Linked DNA regions of Mus musculus: region 2 is linked to region 1. A link is a loop called in an ENCODE intact Hi-C map of the cell type or tissue named here. Cell type or tissue: heart. All regions are shown on one strand.

Region 1 (8,000 bases):
CTCACCCCCCCCTCTAACTTGGGGATAATGGACTTGTCTGGGGGGCCCCTGGGTGACGACGCTCTGGCAGTACCGCTGAAGGGTCGCGGCTGAGACCCAGTGGCACTGAGACATATCCGGAAAAGACCCTTTCCTCTCGGACATTGAAGTTCAAGGACCAGGAGACGCTGGTCCCAGGACGTACATCCTAGAAAGGCGGGAACTGGATAAAATTCAGGCCTCGGGATTCCCAATTCTGGACTTCGGTATCCCTACCACCTCAGCACTGTGCTGGACCCGTAGTCTAAGGCGACACCGCAGTGCACAGCCGCCGAGGTCTGTGCATGTAGCGCCACCTACTGTTCGATGTTAGGATGGCGTCTGAGCCTCCACTCTCCTCGAATTAGTGGGCGGAGTTCTAGATCCCAGACAGTCCAGGCTTGTAGATTCGCTTAGAACTCTCCTTTGAAAGTCTCTTGAAATAATTTTAAGCCTGGCGTGATGGCTTATGTATGTAACTTTAGCTTTAGTGGAGAATGAAGCAGGAGGATTGTCGTGAGTTTGAGGGCTACCTGGGCTACACAGTACATTCTAGACCTTGTCTCAAAATAATGATAGTAATGAGTGCTTGGAATTCCCTTGAATCTTGTCTTGGTTTCTCCTCTGTCCTCCACCCCTGCTCTCCTTTGTTCTGAGGCCTGAACAGTCCCACTCTCCTATTTACAGTGTTGCTGCCTGTCACTGCTGCCTAGACCAGACACCTAAGAGTAGCCGCTGCACCCGAGGTGGGTTCTTCCAGGTGGGGTATGGGTATGGGTCCCCAGCGTCATCCAAAATGAAGAGATGGACGATGGCAGAGGCTTGGCCCTGCTTTTCTACTGAATCCCTGATTGTCTCTAAAGCTTCCTGCAGGGTCCGGAACTGCCCACCTGCCAAGTGCACAGGTCTAGAGGGGTGCCTGACCCCAACACCTTCGGTGCCCAGCCCCAGCCGCAGTCCCGTGGAGAAGAGTCAGGTATCCCTCAACTGGCAGCCACTGACGTAAGCATATAATTCCTCCCCTTCCAACACACACACACACACACACACACACACACACACACACACACGCACGCACGCACACGCACACTGGCCTTTCACTATTAACTCATTGTCTGTGTTTCTGTTTATTCTTCCTTGCCTGGCTGAATCATTGGGTCTTTGCTTCTTGATCTGTTTCTGTCTCTACGCCCCACCCACTTTTCCCTTCCCATCCATCTCATATCGCTTCTCTTTCCATACCCTTTTTTTTTTTTTCTTCTTCCATAGTCCTTTCTCTGAAAGTATTTCTCTAAAGATATCCCAAGCCTTGCTCCCAATAAAAGGGCTGGGGGCAATGTTGGGCAAACCCACTCCTGGAAGTGCTCCTGGCTTAGGAGGGTTCCCCCCCCCCTTGAGGTGAGGAGGCCAATTTAATAGTAGTGACAGCCTCTTCCACCCTCTTCCACCTAGTTTGCAGGAGGCCCGAGCTCTGCTGAGGCAAAGGCGGCCCCGAGGGCCGTGGGCCCGGGCATTGCTGAAAAGAAGGCCCCCACATCGCGCCCCTGCCGGCCAGGCCCGGGGTAAGAACATCCGCCCTTCCTCCGTGTAGGGGGTGGAGGGGGGTGGTTCCGGGCCAGATAAAGCCGTCTGGTTCCCACGGTGCTGCCGCCGCCTACCAGTCCCCTATTGTAGCTTGGTCCACCCCACTCCCCAGGATGCGGCCACCTCTAGGGACCCCTGCGTCCGGCAGTATGAGGTGAGCCAGGGACAGAACTAGACGCAGGCCAAAGGCGCTGACCCATCAGGGTGGGGCCGGGAAGCCAGGCGTCCGGGCTCCCGTGGCTGAAGAGGGGGGCAACTCGCCCAGCAGAGAGCGAGGCTGAACCAGTCCAGACAACAAAAGCGATTGTGCGGGTTGGCGCCTGCCCCGGCACAAAATGCCCAAGATTGCGGGACGGCTGGGGGCCAAAGACCTTTCCCTCTTACATGCCAGACCGTCCCTTGACCCTACTTTTACTACAGCCCGGTACCCCAGATTAGAGCACTCTATAGACTCAACTACCCTCAGAAGCCCTCTCCTGCTGTGTGGCCTTCAGCCCAGATGCATCCCCCTCCTTCCTAAGGTTTTCCAGATGTGTGCCCCAGGCCAGATGTGAGGACCCCCGCCCACAGCTTTATTCATTCTGACCTCTCCCACCAGGTGTAGAGAGTCTTGGTGTGCTGTGGCGTCTTCAGGTGTAAGCGCCTTAGTCTCCTCTCCAGAATTCAGCTCCTCTAATTCCTTTATGTGTCCTGTACACCGACCCTTCTCGTCACCCACAGATGTACCATCTTGCTGCCCAAATGTGCCATCCTTGTCCTCTATCTAGATGAAGCCTCTTCCCCCCCACCCCCTACCCCCGTGCCTGGTCAGAGGATCAGTCTTCAGCTGGCTCCCCAAATGCGGCCCCCATTACTCTAATGGATTTCCTCTCAATGGATTCAACTCTCTCTGGGAGCAAACCCGCCCGCCCCCACCTGTTCCCTTCCCTGCTACTCCCCATAGGCCCCATCCACTTGTTGGAGCACGGGTGGGAGCAGAGGGGGCGCCCTCCCCTCCCCCCTGCGAGTCTAGCGCCCAGCCTTCGCGCCTCTGGCTAAGCGCCCAGCCCCACGCGCCCCCGCGCGGCCGCCCGGGAGGGAGCGATGGGGAGGGGGGGCTGAGCGGGGGCGCGGCCGCCCTCCCCCGCGGGCGGGCGGGCGAGCGGGCGGGCGCGGCCGGGCCCCTCGGGCGGGCTGGGGCGGCGGCGCGGTGGAGCGCGGCGCTGCAGCCATGGCGGGCGGCGCGCAGCTGCTCTGGGTGTCGCTATTGGTGCTGCTGGCGCAGCTGGGGCCGCAGCCCGTACTGGGCCGACCCCGAGAGCGTCTTCGCGTGCGCTTCACCCCCGCTGTGTGCGGCCTGCGTTGCATCCACGGGCCCACTGGCTCCCGCTGTACCCCGACCTGCGCGCCCCGCAACGCCACCAGCGTGGACAGCGGCGCGCCCGGCGGGGCGGCCCCGGGGGGACCCGGCTTCCGCGCCTGTGAGTGCGGGATGGTGCTCCCAAGGGAGGAGTGCCCGGAGGGAGGACCCTGGAGACAATGCCTTAGGGAGCAGGAGCCCAGATTCCATGTACAGAAATGCTGGGGACTCCGTGGGGTCTTTGAGGAAGGGGGCTCTGAATTCCTTATTTGGGGAGTGGATCTCCAGGGCGCTGATTTCAGGAGCATTGAGTGTTTTTGGAACTGTGGTGTCCCACGTGAACGGACTGAGACTAGCTTTCATCCCTTTCAGTCAAGGCGAGGATCTTAGGATCTGGGAACTTTTGAGATGGGGCCCAAATTCGCAGACTGTGCGTAGTGGGTCAGCAAGGAGTGTTTCAGAGTCGCATGGGGTGGTGGGGCATATCTCAAGTTTCTAGGTCTGTCTTTGAGTGGGGGAAGACTAGGAAAGTCTGGCATGGGACTGCTTGTGATGAAGAGCTAAGCGGGAGGGGACCCAGGAAAGACGGGGTGCCTTTCGGCAAGACCTGAGTTACAGCGGTTCCACGTGCGACAGATATCCAGATAGGAGGCCTGAGGAAAGGGCGCCCCCTGGGGGAGGAAGGGACCGGCTTGCGCTTCAGCTTCCTCTAGACAAGGGGAGCATTCTGGGGTTCAGGTGAGGTCAGGAGGGTGCGCCACCTGCTAGCCCAGAGTGTGGGGATGGACTTGGGGGTCGGGTTTTCATTGCTTCTCACCCCTTACGCCCTCCGGAATGGGGAGTGGGGCCCCTGGCGCCGAGAACTCGCCCAGGCTGGCCCCCAGCCAGCCCAACCCGGCCGGCGTGAGCTCATCTCCCGCCCGAGCCCCCGCCCGCTACCACTCCCTCTCTCCGCCCCTTCCTCCCTCCTTCCTTCACTCTCTCCCGGCCCAGCCCCAACTCGCCCGTGCCAGGCGCCGTGCCCAGACGGGTGCCAAACCCCTGGAGGCACAAGGAGGAACATGTGAAGGCGGGCTGACCTCGGCAAGACCCCTATGTCCTTAGCTTCCTGTTCTTCCAATGTTGTGGGACATGAAGTTAGTTTTGCCCATTTAGCAGCAAGCCCTCTGATATGGGCACCCTGAGCTGGGAGTCTGTATTCAAGGCAAGGGCAGGCAGTGAAATGACTTAAGAGACTAAGAAATGCCCCTAAACGTGGTGGCTTCCTCCCATCTGAGACACTTCCATTTTTCCAATCTTGCTTCTTTGCTGAGCCCTTCTTAAGCTCTGCCCTTAAAAAAAAAAAAAAAATTAAGGTACCTGGAGTCCAGGTTTAACGCTCCTGACAGGAAATCCGGGTTTTTGGATCCCGGATCCAAAGGTCCCTCTTCACCCAGGGGCAAACACTACAGGAACTCCTCCAGCCCAGTTTCTTCTCCCTCTTTGGAGGTACTCCTCCAAGCTGCGCCCCTCCCAGGAGAATTCTAATATTGTCACCCAGCGGCTTCTCGCTTCCCCTGAAACATTCAAGCATGAGCCTTAAGTGGAGATACTTCTCCCCCTCCAACATCTCCCCCGATTCTCTTCCCACGTAGCTTCATTTTTCCTTCTCTTTCTAAGGTAGCCTTCCCAGACCTATCCACACAGGGCCATTAATCAAGACTCGGGGCAACCAGATCCTTGGCTAGGGAGGAGTAGGACTTTCCAGCGATTCCTAAGGTCCCCGCAACTTGAGAGTTTTAACGTGCTAGAAACGATCAGACTCCACTTCTCCTTGTCCTCAGCTCCCTCACATGGGCCACACCCCCGCCTCCAGAAAGTACTAGTCCTGTTTTCTAGGCAACTCTCCGAAAGGACTTGAAAGACTCTTGGTTGAGAGCCTAGATTTGTTCTGAGCTAGCCTCACCCTGCCTCCTAGAAAACTTGGGTTTTCTTTGAACCTCAGAGTACTGCCTCCATGCTCATATCTTCCAAAGACGCCTGTCCCTTGATTCGTCTAGACTGAGGTGGCTCCCCTCTGCCTCCTTTTGTATGGCTGTGGCTCAGAAAATCACACACACACACACACACACACCTCCCAGGACAGCCCGGGCTGTCTGCTCCCTCCTTCCCCTGAGTGCAGCTGTCTCCAGCTGTTTTCGGCAGCCCCATGGGAGGAAGGGAGGGGGGTGCCCTCGAAAGACACGTCCGGCCTCCTTTGGCTCAGCAGTCCGGGGCTCCCCAAGGGTCCGGAATGCGGAGACGACGCCCTGCCTCCGCTGCACCCCTTTCTTTGTTTACCCCACCGCACAGCTGGCAGTGCCCCGCCCAGAGGTGGCCAAGGGCCCAGAGAGGGCGCGCGGAGGGGAGTAGAGGCGCGTCCCCGCTAGTTGCCCCGCCCGATGCTACCGGAGGCCGGGAGGGAAGGCTGAAAAGCTGGCTGTGGGCGGGGCTAAGGCGCCTAGCTCGCCCAAGAGTGGGAGGGGCGTGATTCGGAGCAAATCAGAGGGAGGAAAGTGAGTAGGCGGGGCTAAGGCTAAGGTACCTGGGTTAGGCGGAGTTTACAATGTCAGGTAGAAGGCCATGTGGGCGGGACTAGAAAGGGGTGCCTAGCCAATGGGAAAAGCCTGAACTTTTTGGATTCCAGCTGAGACACAAAAGGGAAACTTCGGTTTGTTTTGAGCGAAGGTAATCCAGTGGGCGGGAATATCACTGTTTGGGCGGGGCTGGGACGCCCGAACTTAAACAGAAAATGGGAAGGAGAATGAAATAGAGGGAGGAGGCTGAGTAAACCCACCTAAAAGGCGGGACTATGTGATAGTCGCGCGACTTGACCCACCCGACATAGTCAGCCAGATTTGGGGAAGGTTGTTGTGGTAGCATACTGCTATAATCCCAAAAATTGGGAAGCGGAGTCAGGAGTCAAGAGTTAAAGCATTGGCTATATAGTGAGTTTTCGAGACTAGCCTGGGCTACATTAGTCCCTATCTTAAAACAAAAGCAAACAAACGGGAAAAGTCACCTACGATGGAGAGATGTAAGGATGGTGTACCTTGAGGCCCTCGTTTCAGTGCTGGGTACTGAGTTAGCTGTCTGCCAGGCACAGTACTGATATTTTGTATCCTTGCTTTCTTCTCAGTCCTATGTCCCTTGATCTGTCACAACGGTGGTGTGTGTGTGAAGCCTGATCGCTGCCTTTGCCCCCCGGACTTCGCTGGCAAATTCTGCCAATTGCATTCTTCGGGGGCCCGGCCCCCGGCCCCAGCCATGCCGGGCCTTACCCGCTCCGTTTATACAATGCCACTAGCCAACCACCGCGATGATGAACACGGTGAGGAGAATTTAGCCAAAGGGCCTCTGATCCCGCTTTCCTCAAGAACCTGACCGTTCTCTGACCAAGTTTGTTGCCTTCTCTGCTACCCTCCTAAGATCGGTTTGGTGGCTTCCACCTGTAATCCCACCACTCGGGATGCAGAGGCAGGAGGATCACTGAAAATTGCAGGCCATATTACATTACCACGCCACCCCACCCCCACCTCCCAATATAAAGTACCCATCCTCAGCTCACCTCTCCAATCTACTCCTAGCAAGTCAGAGCTCGTGTAGATATATCCCATTGTCCATCTTGCCTCTGCTCAGGAGTAGCATCGATGGTGAGCGTGCACGTGGAGCACCCTCAGGAGGCATCAGTGGTGGTGCACCAAGTGGAACGTGTGTCGGGCCCCTGGGAGGAGGCGAACCCTGAAGCCCTAGCCAGGGCTGAAGCGGCGGCACGGGCCGAGGCGGCGGCGCCCTACACAGTGCTGGCACAGAGCGCGCCACGCGAGGACGGCTACTCAGACGCCTCCGGCTTCGGTTACTGTTTTAGAGAACTGCGCGGAAGCGAAGTGAGCCGAGGCCGGCGGGTGAGGGTAGGGGGAAATCCCTTAAAAATGCCACCACGCGGGGGCGCGCTCACGCCTCACTTCTTCTACAGTGTGCATCGCCGCTGCCAGGGCTCCGGACGCAGGAAGTCTGCTGCCGAGGAGAGGGCTTGGCCTGGGGTGTTCATGATTGTCACCCGTGCGCGGAACACCTGAGTAAGAAGGCCTGGGTCGTCCCCAAACCTCGCCTCTTCTCCTCCGGGCACAGATAAACCCTAGTCACAAGATCTAGCTATATCTACCTACCTTGTGGGTGGTCATGTCTATCTAGGTTTTTCTATACCATTTATCCCATTTTCTGATTTCGGTCACTTTTCTAACGGCCTTTGTGCCTTTGTCTTATCGTGCATTTCGAGAGCCTCCGATCTTACTTACTGAGCTGCCAGGCTGACTCGGTAGTTCAAACCACACTTCACTCCCATTTCTTCTTCAAAATTGCCTGGTTATCTCTCTGCCAATCTGTCCCCGCTCCCATCCCTCCTTTCTCCACAGGGAACTCCAACCAAGTGAGTGGCCCAAATGGACCTTGTCCACCCGGCTTCGAGAGAGTTAATGGGTCCTGTGTAGGTAAGGCCCGGCAGGGGGCAGGGAACCGAGGGCTAGTCTTTCAAGGTTGGGCTGCCAGGGGTTTAGTAGTCCCAGACTCGCCAAAAACTTCCTCAACTCTTGCAGATGTGGATGAGTGCGCCACCGGTGGGCGTTGCCAACACGGGGAGTGTGCCAACACTCGTGGCGGCTACACGTGTGTATGTCCGGACGGTTTCCTCCTGGACTCTTCCCGCAGCAGCTGCATCTGTGAGCCACCAGGAAAGGGGGCGGGGCTGTGAAGCTGGTTCCTAAATTGCTCATGACCTTAGAAAACATCCCAGAATATTTCTGAATTCTTAATTCCCTTAGATACTCCAAACCCTTCTAGCCCCTCAGACTCCCAGAATCTTGAATTTCTTTAGGATCTCCAAATTCTCTCGACCTCTTGACCTCTTGACAGCGTTCAGATTCTTATACTCAGATTCTCATTTATAGCTTACTTCAAACCTTGGGGCACTCTTGGCTCTCCCCTAGATCTCTCTAGATGCCCCTCCCACTTACCCACTAAAGCCTCTCGGAGGGGCCATTCA
Region 2 (8,000 bases), 260 kb before region 1:
GGCAAAGAAGCTCCTGATGGTCCCCAGGGCCTCACCCAAATTCACCACCTAGCAGCTAACCTATTCCTTGCTTACCCTCCTGTTGGTTTCCTTCAGCTCCACAAAAGACTTGTGTTTTGTAAACAGGGTGTTACTATGTAGTCCTGGTTAATCTGGAACATACTATGTACATCAGACTGGCCTGGAACCCACAGAGACCCACCAGCATCTGTCTCTTCAGCGCTGGGATTAAAGACATGCTGTACAACGTTGGACAGAATTGGGACTCTGTCAGTACCCTAGTATTTTCACCTGATGCAACACCCTGCCTGCTCCCAACCTTTCCACCACTCCATGACTGTGGCAGGGATTTAGAAAAAGCACACAAAACAAAGGTATGAACCAACTCTGGAACGTGGGAAGGACCTACAGTTTGTACCGAGAGGCACTTGTTAGCTGACTTTACTGTGTGCCACCTTGACTCTACATTTGGGAAAGTGACTAACGTCAGCCCTGCTTTTCTCCTGATGTCCTCTGACAAACTACTACAAACTAGCTAGGGCACAGAATCCTAGCAGCAGTGAATTATAATTTGCTAGGCCACGCTGAGCACATACCTGTCTATCACTTGCGCCAGACATAGAAGAGGCTGCAGTATCTAGGATTCCCTGTTGCCACCTAAGGAAGGCATTGTCCTCCCTGAACTCAGATAAGGCTTCAAGAAGGCTGAAGTGCCCACTCAGAGCTACACAGCTAGCACCTGGAAGGCTGGATTTGAACTCAGTGCTTAGTACTGCACTATAGCCTTTTTGAAAACTGTGTGTATTATTGTGTATGTACATGTACATAGTTGGGGACATGCTGTGACATGCAGAGGACGACTGTGGAGCTGGTTCTGACCTTCTACCCTTATGTGGGTTCTGAGGATTGAACACAGGTTGCAAGGCCTGCATAATAGCAAATGTCTTCACCCCCTGAGCCATCTTGTCAGCCCAACATAGCTCTTTACAGAAGCTGGGAACCAGGACATTGAATGTCTAGATGGAGACTGGACAGAGTTGGATTCCTAGACACCTAACAGAAGCGAAAGCAGGGGATGGATAAGGTGGGTGCCTCGTCCTACAGCAGGTTCTGAGTGTCCGCAGAGACTCCCATGGCTTGGCACCATGGTAGAAGCTTTCTATCGATCGGTTAAGTCACTCACTGGCTCTTCACAGCAGCTGGAGCTGAGCGCCTTCGGAGTCTACTGCATGTAGATATTCTCACTCCAATCACACAGCCCGAAGAGCTCATGCTCACCCTGCCTCTAACTGGGGTCCATAGCTGCTCTCACCACCTCGCGGAATGGCTCTCCTGCTAGCGTCTTCTGTCCCCAGCACACATGTACTCAGGGCTAAAAGAGGTCTTATTCAGTTCTGTCCCCCAGTTTCTCCCGAAAAACCTGAAATGCTGAAACTTTCAAGTACAGGAACATCCAAAGAATGCAGACACCCAGAACCAGGCTCAAGAGGGCAGAGAGCACTGCAGCCTGGGACCTCTGCGTCTAAATCCCAGCCTGGCTTCCAAGGGGTCTGATTCAGACCTGGAAAAAAGCACCTTCTCCTTCAGGCTGCAATTTCTAATTTTGCTTCAACAAAAAGAAATAAAATGCTATATAAAGCCACAAGCCCAAAGCTGGGCACAGAGTAGTTAGTCGCAAACAGAAGCCACAATGGCTCAGTGCCTTGGTTGCCTTACCTGTGACCTGGGCATAACATTCCTACCTCACTGTTAGGTCTCTATAAAGTAGACAGAACGATAGGTACACAACTATAATATTTGAAACTTACATGAAGCCATCCATGTGCAAAAGGCCTATCATATCCCTAGCATGATAGGACTACTAAATAGCACATACTACCCACTATCACTTGAAATGGTGCAGCCCTGTGACTCGGTTTCCTCAACTAAAAAGGACAGCATGACAACAGAGTCTGCTACTCTAGACCGCAAGGCATCCTCCACAGTGTGTGGCACACTGAATGCTCTGAGTGAAGGTCAGCTATCAATTTCACGGTCATTACTTTTATAGCGCCTGTTAACTCTATCAGGCAAACCTTCTGAAAGCTCCTTGGAGAGGTCGAGAAGCCCATCCCTGGTGGAGAAAACCCTAGAGGACACCCACTGCCTGCACCTTCTCTCTGGGAACCACGCCGCACTGAGGCCGGCAAGCACGGACACCAACGCTGTAGATCAATGGCTACTGTCTGTTCCCTTGACCATATCACCAGACTTGTCAGCTAGGTCAATCAGGGCCTGCAGCCAATCCTCCAGGAAATTTAGACCTAGGACAAAGGTTACAGGGCAAGCCAAGATCACAAGCTAGCCTAAGGAGCAAGGACACTGGCCACACACTTCTGGGGTTCCCTGCTTAGGGACCACAGTAAGAAACTAGGTCTGTGAGGAACCTAAAGCAGTCCCAAACACTATTACGTAGCCTTTCTCCCTAGGTCAGACCAAGCTGGATAAAGTACACTCCCCTCCAAGTACCCTTGGCCTCTGCAGAGCGAACAGCTGGGAAAACAGCACTCAACCTCACCAAGAGGCCAACTGTTATCACTCAACTAGTAGGAGCGTAAACAGGACTCTAGATTGAGCTGGTAACAGGGAGGCACAAGCAGCCACGTGGCCAGGGCTGGAGAAACGTGGGCCCCTTCACATCCATATCCACGACACCAGGCAGTACCTGAACTCTCACCTGCATCTCTGAGGAGGGAATAGTAAACAGGCTAAAAATCAGCCTGACCTGAACCTATGGTTTTCTAGCAGGGGGAGGCCTGTCACCAGGTGCCAAAAGTTCTCCAAATGAGAGAAACAGGGGCCCCAAATTCTGAGAATAAAGATGCCCCCCCCCCACTTCGCTCTAGAGAGCTGTCCCTTAAAACACACCTTCCGCCCAAAAGGTGACAGGCAGGTCCAGAGGCACTTCTCCTTATCCAAGCCCGATAGCCCCTCCCTTTCCTAGTAGGGAGCCAGACTAGAGATCAGAAAACTTCAGTGACTTCTAAAACACATCTCCACCCCCGGAAGCAAAGAACTTGCCAAAGGATGTCCCACACACCTTAAAGAGAAATAATCTGAGAGGGTTCTGGAGTGGTGAGTGGACAACCCCATGATAAAAAGCAGCCCAGTAACGATCCCGTTTTCCCCAAAGTCATAAAGAAGTTCAAGAAAGGGTGAGCTGAGTGTAAACGCCCACCCCTGCATATTACAGGAAGAGAAAAGCGCTCCTCGCCCACTCAGTATCACACCCCTAAAAGTACGCCCCTTAACACTCACTCGGGCCTCCCAGCACCCTGTGCCTCAAAGATGATAAACATCACAGCCCTCCACCCGACCCTGTTCTCCTCTAAGTACAAAGACTGCTCTCTCGTGTCTAGGTGGTACTACCCTGACTGCCCCAACACGGCCACCCTGGGCCCAGACCCCTCTCCAGAAGCTCCCATCCCTCTAAGTGCACTATAGGAACGGCTCCCAAAGCACCCAAGCGGCACTTGACACGGTGAGCGCCTCAAAAGCTGGACAGGCTGGCACCACAGAGAAGGAGCTGTCTCCCCCGATGTCCCCGAGGGCAGCCCCCAGCCCGCACACTCAGAGAGAGCTCCCCCCGCCGCCGCAGTGGTATGGACCACGGCACCCGCCCCGCGTCCCTCTGGGTTTGTCCCCCCCAGCCCCGCAGCAGGCGCCCCCACTCCGTTCCGGAAGAGGGGGGGAGCCTCCAGGTCCGTGGTCCCCGCCAGGCGGGCACGGGTGGTACGGCCCAGCGAGGCCCCACGGGGGGCCAGGACGCGACCATCGCGGAGGGGAGGGCGCTTGGGGACACGCGCTGGCGTACTCACCTGTCACCGGCGGCCGCCCAGCCTCTCCGGCCGGGCTCTACCCCCGCCCATCGCCACGCTGAGCTCGTTCCCGCTCCTTATTTATGAACTGGCGGCAGCAACGGCGGCAGTGCTGGCGGCGGCGACGCCTTCTCGGAGTCAGGCCCAACGGCTCGCGCAGCGCGGGCCCCCCCGCCCCCTCCCCCCAGCCCCCAGCCCCCACTCACAGCCCCCTCCCACCCGCTGGCCGGAAATACCGCCTTTTCCAGCCACAAACAGGAACTGACGTAGTAGACCAAGGGAATGGCCTCAGAAAACATCAGACCGCAAGCGCAGGAACTAGGAGGCAGGCAGGCTCAAGGCAGCGCGCCTGCGTACTTTAGGCACCCGTCACGTTAACTTTTTATTTATTTATTTTTTTTAAGAGCCCCGTTCTGAGCTGGGGGGGCGGAGGGGGGGGTAGCATTACACATGCGCAGTAGGACACCAACAAGTAGGCTTTCCCCGAAGGCCCAGTGATTACTTCCCGGCAATCAAAGGGCTTTATTTACATATGCTTTGATCTTGTTTTATTCTTCTCTTTCCTGCCTTCCTAGTTCCTAGACCAGCGGTTCTTCACTTGGGAACCTCTCACAGGGGTTGCCTAAGATCATCGGAAAATTCAGATATTTACATTATGATTCATAAGAATAGCAAAATTAGTTATGAAGTGACAACGAAAATAATTTTATGTTTGGGGGATCACCACATGAGGAACTGTATTAAAGAGTCACATTAGGTAGACTGAGAAACACTGTCCTAGACTTTCTTTTTTTCTTTCTTTTTTTTTTTTTTTTTTTTTTTAACTTAATGTATGAGTGCTCTGATCTGCAGGCCAGAAGAGGGCATCAGATCCCCTTATAGATGGTAGTGAGCCACCATGTGATTGCTGGGACTTGAACTCAGGACCTCTGGAAGAGCAGTTAGTGTTCTTAACCGCTGAGCCATCTTACCAGCCTGACTTTTTTTTTTTTTTTGGTTTTTCGAGACAGGGTTTCTGTGTATAGCCCTGGCTGTCCTGAAACTCGCCCTGTAGACCAAGCTGTCTTGAACTCAGAGATCTGCCTGCTTCTGCCTTCTGAGCAATAGGATTAAAGGCCTGGCCTGCCACTGCCAGGCTCCTAGATGCTTACTTATAGAGACCCAAAACAAGTTAGTTAAGATCAAGCACAAAGCAGGGTATGGCAACAGGTCTGTTACTGCATCATTCTGGATGTTGGGGCAGGCCAGCTAGACCTTGTCTCAAAAAAAAAAAAAGATGTTGCACTCAAGCTTTGAGCCACATAACCCCACATTAGAATATCCTCTTCTGTAACTATGGGCTGACTTCTGTATCCACATCTCAAGAATCCACATCTTCAAAACACAAATAACCTTGGATTATCTTACGAAAACAGTTCTTATTAAACTGTGACTTCAAAATATTAATGTCACTTGCACATGATATATATCTAAATAAATGTGGGACTTATAATTTCTCATATGGAGTAACTTGAGCCCATGTAAGACTTAAAACCACAGAAAATCGCTCACAGAAAAAAAGGTATATAGGTTGCACGGCTGTAACCCACCTCTGCAGACCCTGAAACAAGAGGACTAAGAATTCCATGCCAGATTGGGATTCATAGTAAGACCTTGAAATTTCAAGGTTTCCCTTAATTATTGGGGATGGAGTAGATGCAAGTGAGGAGCCAGAGAGGAGAGCATCAGACTGGAGCTACAGCTTCTGACCACTGTAGTCAGCGCCATGGGGAGCTCCCAGCCAGACTCAAGTCCTTGCAAAAGCTGGAGGCTTTTTTTTTTTTTTTTTTTTTTTTTTGGTTTTTCGAGACAGGGTTTCTCGAGACAGGGTTTCTCCATGTAGCCCTGGCTGTCCTGGAACTCACTCTGTAGACCAGGCTGGCCTCGAACTCAGAAATCCGCCTGCCTCTGCCTCTGCCTCCAGAGTGCTGGGATTAAAGGCGTGCGCCACCACGCCCGGCTTGCTGGAGGCTTTTTTATTAGTATTTTATTTCAACATTAATGGGTGGCTGGGGGGCTTAGCAGTTAAGAACAACCCCTGATCCCCAGAGAACTGAACTTCAGCTCTCAGATCCCACATACCTTTTTTTTTTTTTCGTTTGTTTGTTTTTCTGTAAGCAGAGGGAAATGTTTTCGTTTTGGGAAAAAGCCATGTAGCCTTGAGCTCATAAAAATCCTCCTATGCCAGCCTAGGCAAGTGCTGGGATTACAGAGATGCCACTTTACCCAGGTCATATGAGGGGCTCACAGGTGCCTCAGCGGGTGTACATACCTGTTTGCCAAGCCTAATAACCTAAATGTAATCCCTTGGGACTAATATGGTGGAAGGAGAACAGACACCCTCCAATTGTTCTCTGACCTCACATGTACACCACGGCACACAAACACACTATAAAGTGCAGTAAATCTTTAATCCCAACACTCGGGAGGCAGGGGCAGGCGGATCCCTGGGAGCTCCAGCCAAGCCAGGGCTACACTGAGATCCTGCCACAAGTTAAGAACACTTATTACTCTTTTTTTAATTTATTGTTTTATTTATTTATTTTAAAGATTTATTATATTTATATGAGTACACTGTAGCTGTCTTCAGACACACCAAAGGAGGGCATCAGATCTCATTACGGATGGTTGTGAGCCACCATGTGGTTGCTGGGATTTGAACTCAGGACCTCTGGAAGAGCAGTCGGTGCTCTTAACCGCTGAGCCATCTCACCAGCCCCCACTTATTACTCTTGAAGATAACCTTGGTTCTATTTCCAACACCCACATACCAGTTTACAACTCTCTTCTGATCTTTGAGAGCACCAACCGTGCACATGGTACACACACACACAGACAAAACACTTAAACTAAGAGACCCCAGATTCTTTTTAAGAGATAAAATGGTTCTTCCTATAAGCATTCTGAGGTGACCTATGAAGATGGCTTGCTACTCTACTGACCCAGAAACTCCTACAAAATCATGCAAATAAACAAGTTCAAATCTTCATGTTCAGTTTAAGAACACTGGTGAAACTGCCAGGCCATCAAGGGTAGGCATATGTGGGAAGTCACCAAGTGTCTGAAGGATGTCACTTTAAAGAAGCAATGTCCTATAATGGTGGAGTGTAGGTATTCCCAGGCCAACCAATGGGGCTACACAGGGTCAGTGGCCAAAACAGACTGCTGAATGTTTGCAGCACATGCTTAGCAATGCGGAGAGTAACCCTGAACTTAGGGGTTTAGACGTAGATTCTCTAGTCATTGAACACATCCAGGTGAACAAGGCACCTAAGATGCGCCGACGAACCTACAGAGCTCATGGCTGGATTAACCCACACATGAGCTCCCCCTGCCACAGTGAGATGATCCTCACTGAGAAGGAACAATCGTTCCAAAGCCAGAAGAGGAAGTCGCACAGAAATAAAAAGCTATCCCAGGCGAAACAAAAATGTACCACATGGGAATAAATTCAGCATAAAAAAAATGCAGATAAAAGTAAAAATTAATTTAAAAATGTAAAATAGTTGAAAATCAAGTGTATCTTATTCTGTAGAACTGGCTGACTTGGAACTCAGTAAGTAGATCAGACTGGCCTTGAACTCAGTGGTCTGCTTACGTCTGTCTCCCAAGTGGTGGGACTAAAGGTGCACTACCATGCCCCATCTGGCAGCTAACTCGACAGTCCTCCTACCTTAGCAACTCAAGTAAGTGCTGCACCACTGCACTCAGTTCCTAAAAACCAGAAACAAAATGAACAAGAACTATATAGTGAGTTCCAGGGTAGCTAGCACTACACAGCGAACTCTTCTCAAGAAGAGTCCTATTGATTGCTGTTACAAACTCTGCCCCTCCCCCTAAAAAGAGTCAACTACTTAACCAGTAAGGAAATGTATTAGTATGTATTAGTTATATTTATGCTCTTGCCACAAGATGGCACCATATATATGAGCTGGTCATTCTTTTTTTTTTTAATTATAAAAGGCAAGATTTCTTTCTTTTTTTTTTTTTTTTTTTTGGTTTTTCAAGACAGGGTTTCTTCATGTAGCCTTGGCTGTCCTGGACAGCCAGAGCTATACAGAGAAACCCTGTCGCAAATATCCAAAAAAACAACAAAAAACAACA

The links. A loop is a pair of places that touch in the nucleus more often than their neighbours do. Peaks named below come from ENCODE experiments on the same cell type or tissue, not always from the same donor. Only the 100,000 strongest peaks of a DNase experiment are listed, where the experiment ranks them.
Region 2: a loop joins it to region 1, with 2.7 times the contacts of the local background. A loop is called at or near these places in 3 of 42 quality-filtered maps.

Annotation. Positions count from the first base shown.
Region 1 is chr7:27,328,417-27,336,416 of GRCm38, reverse strand. It overlaps Ltbp4 (latent transforming growth factor beta binding protein 4), which reads left to right and starts at 2,769. Exons shown (of 30, transcript NM_001113549.1): 1 at 2,769-3,062; 2 at 6,099-6,290; 3 at 6,599-6,846; 4 at 6,936-7,038; 5 at 7,375-7,449; 6 at 7,555-7,677. The coding sequence starts at 2,813. It overlaps Gm30543 (a long non-coding RNA gene), which reads right to left and starts at 6,607. Exons shown (of 2, transcript XR_391221.3): 1 at 6,528-6,607. In heart, CTCF peaks have their summits at 340 (motif pointing left), 1,570, 3,633 (motif pointing left), 6,891 and 1 weaker place; DNase peaks (open chromatin) are centred at 1,706, 3,746, 3,816, 5,266 and 6 weaker places; H3K4me3 peaks cover 6,857 bases; H3K27ac peaks cover 2,968 bases; H3K27me3 peaks cover 7,479 bases.
Region 2 is chr7:27,587,737-27,595,736 of GRCm38, reverse strand. It overlaps Akt2 (thymoma viral proto-oncogene 2), which reads right to left and starts at 4,185. Exons shown (of 14, transcript NM_001110208.2): 1 at 3,858-4,185. It also overlaps the pseudogene Gm18046. In heart, CTCF peaks have their summits at 3,769, 4,712 (motif pointing right) and 7,799 (motif pointing right); DNase peaks (open chromatin) are centred at 2,536, 2,976, 3,766 and 4,156; H3K4me3 peaks cover 2,730 bases; H3K27ac peaks cover 4,106 bases.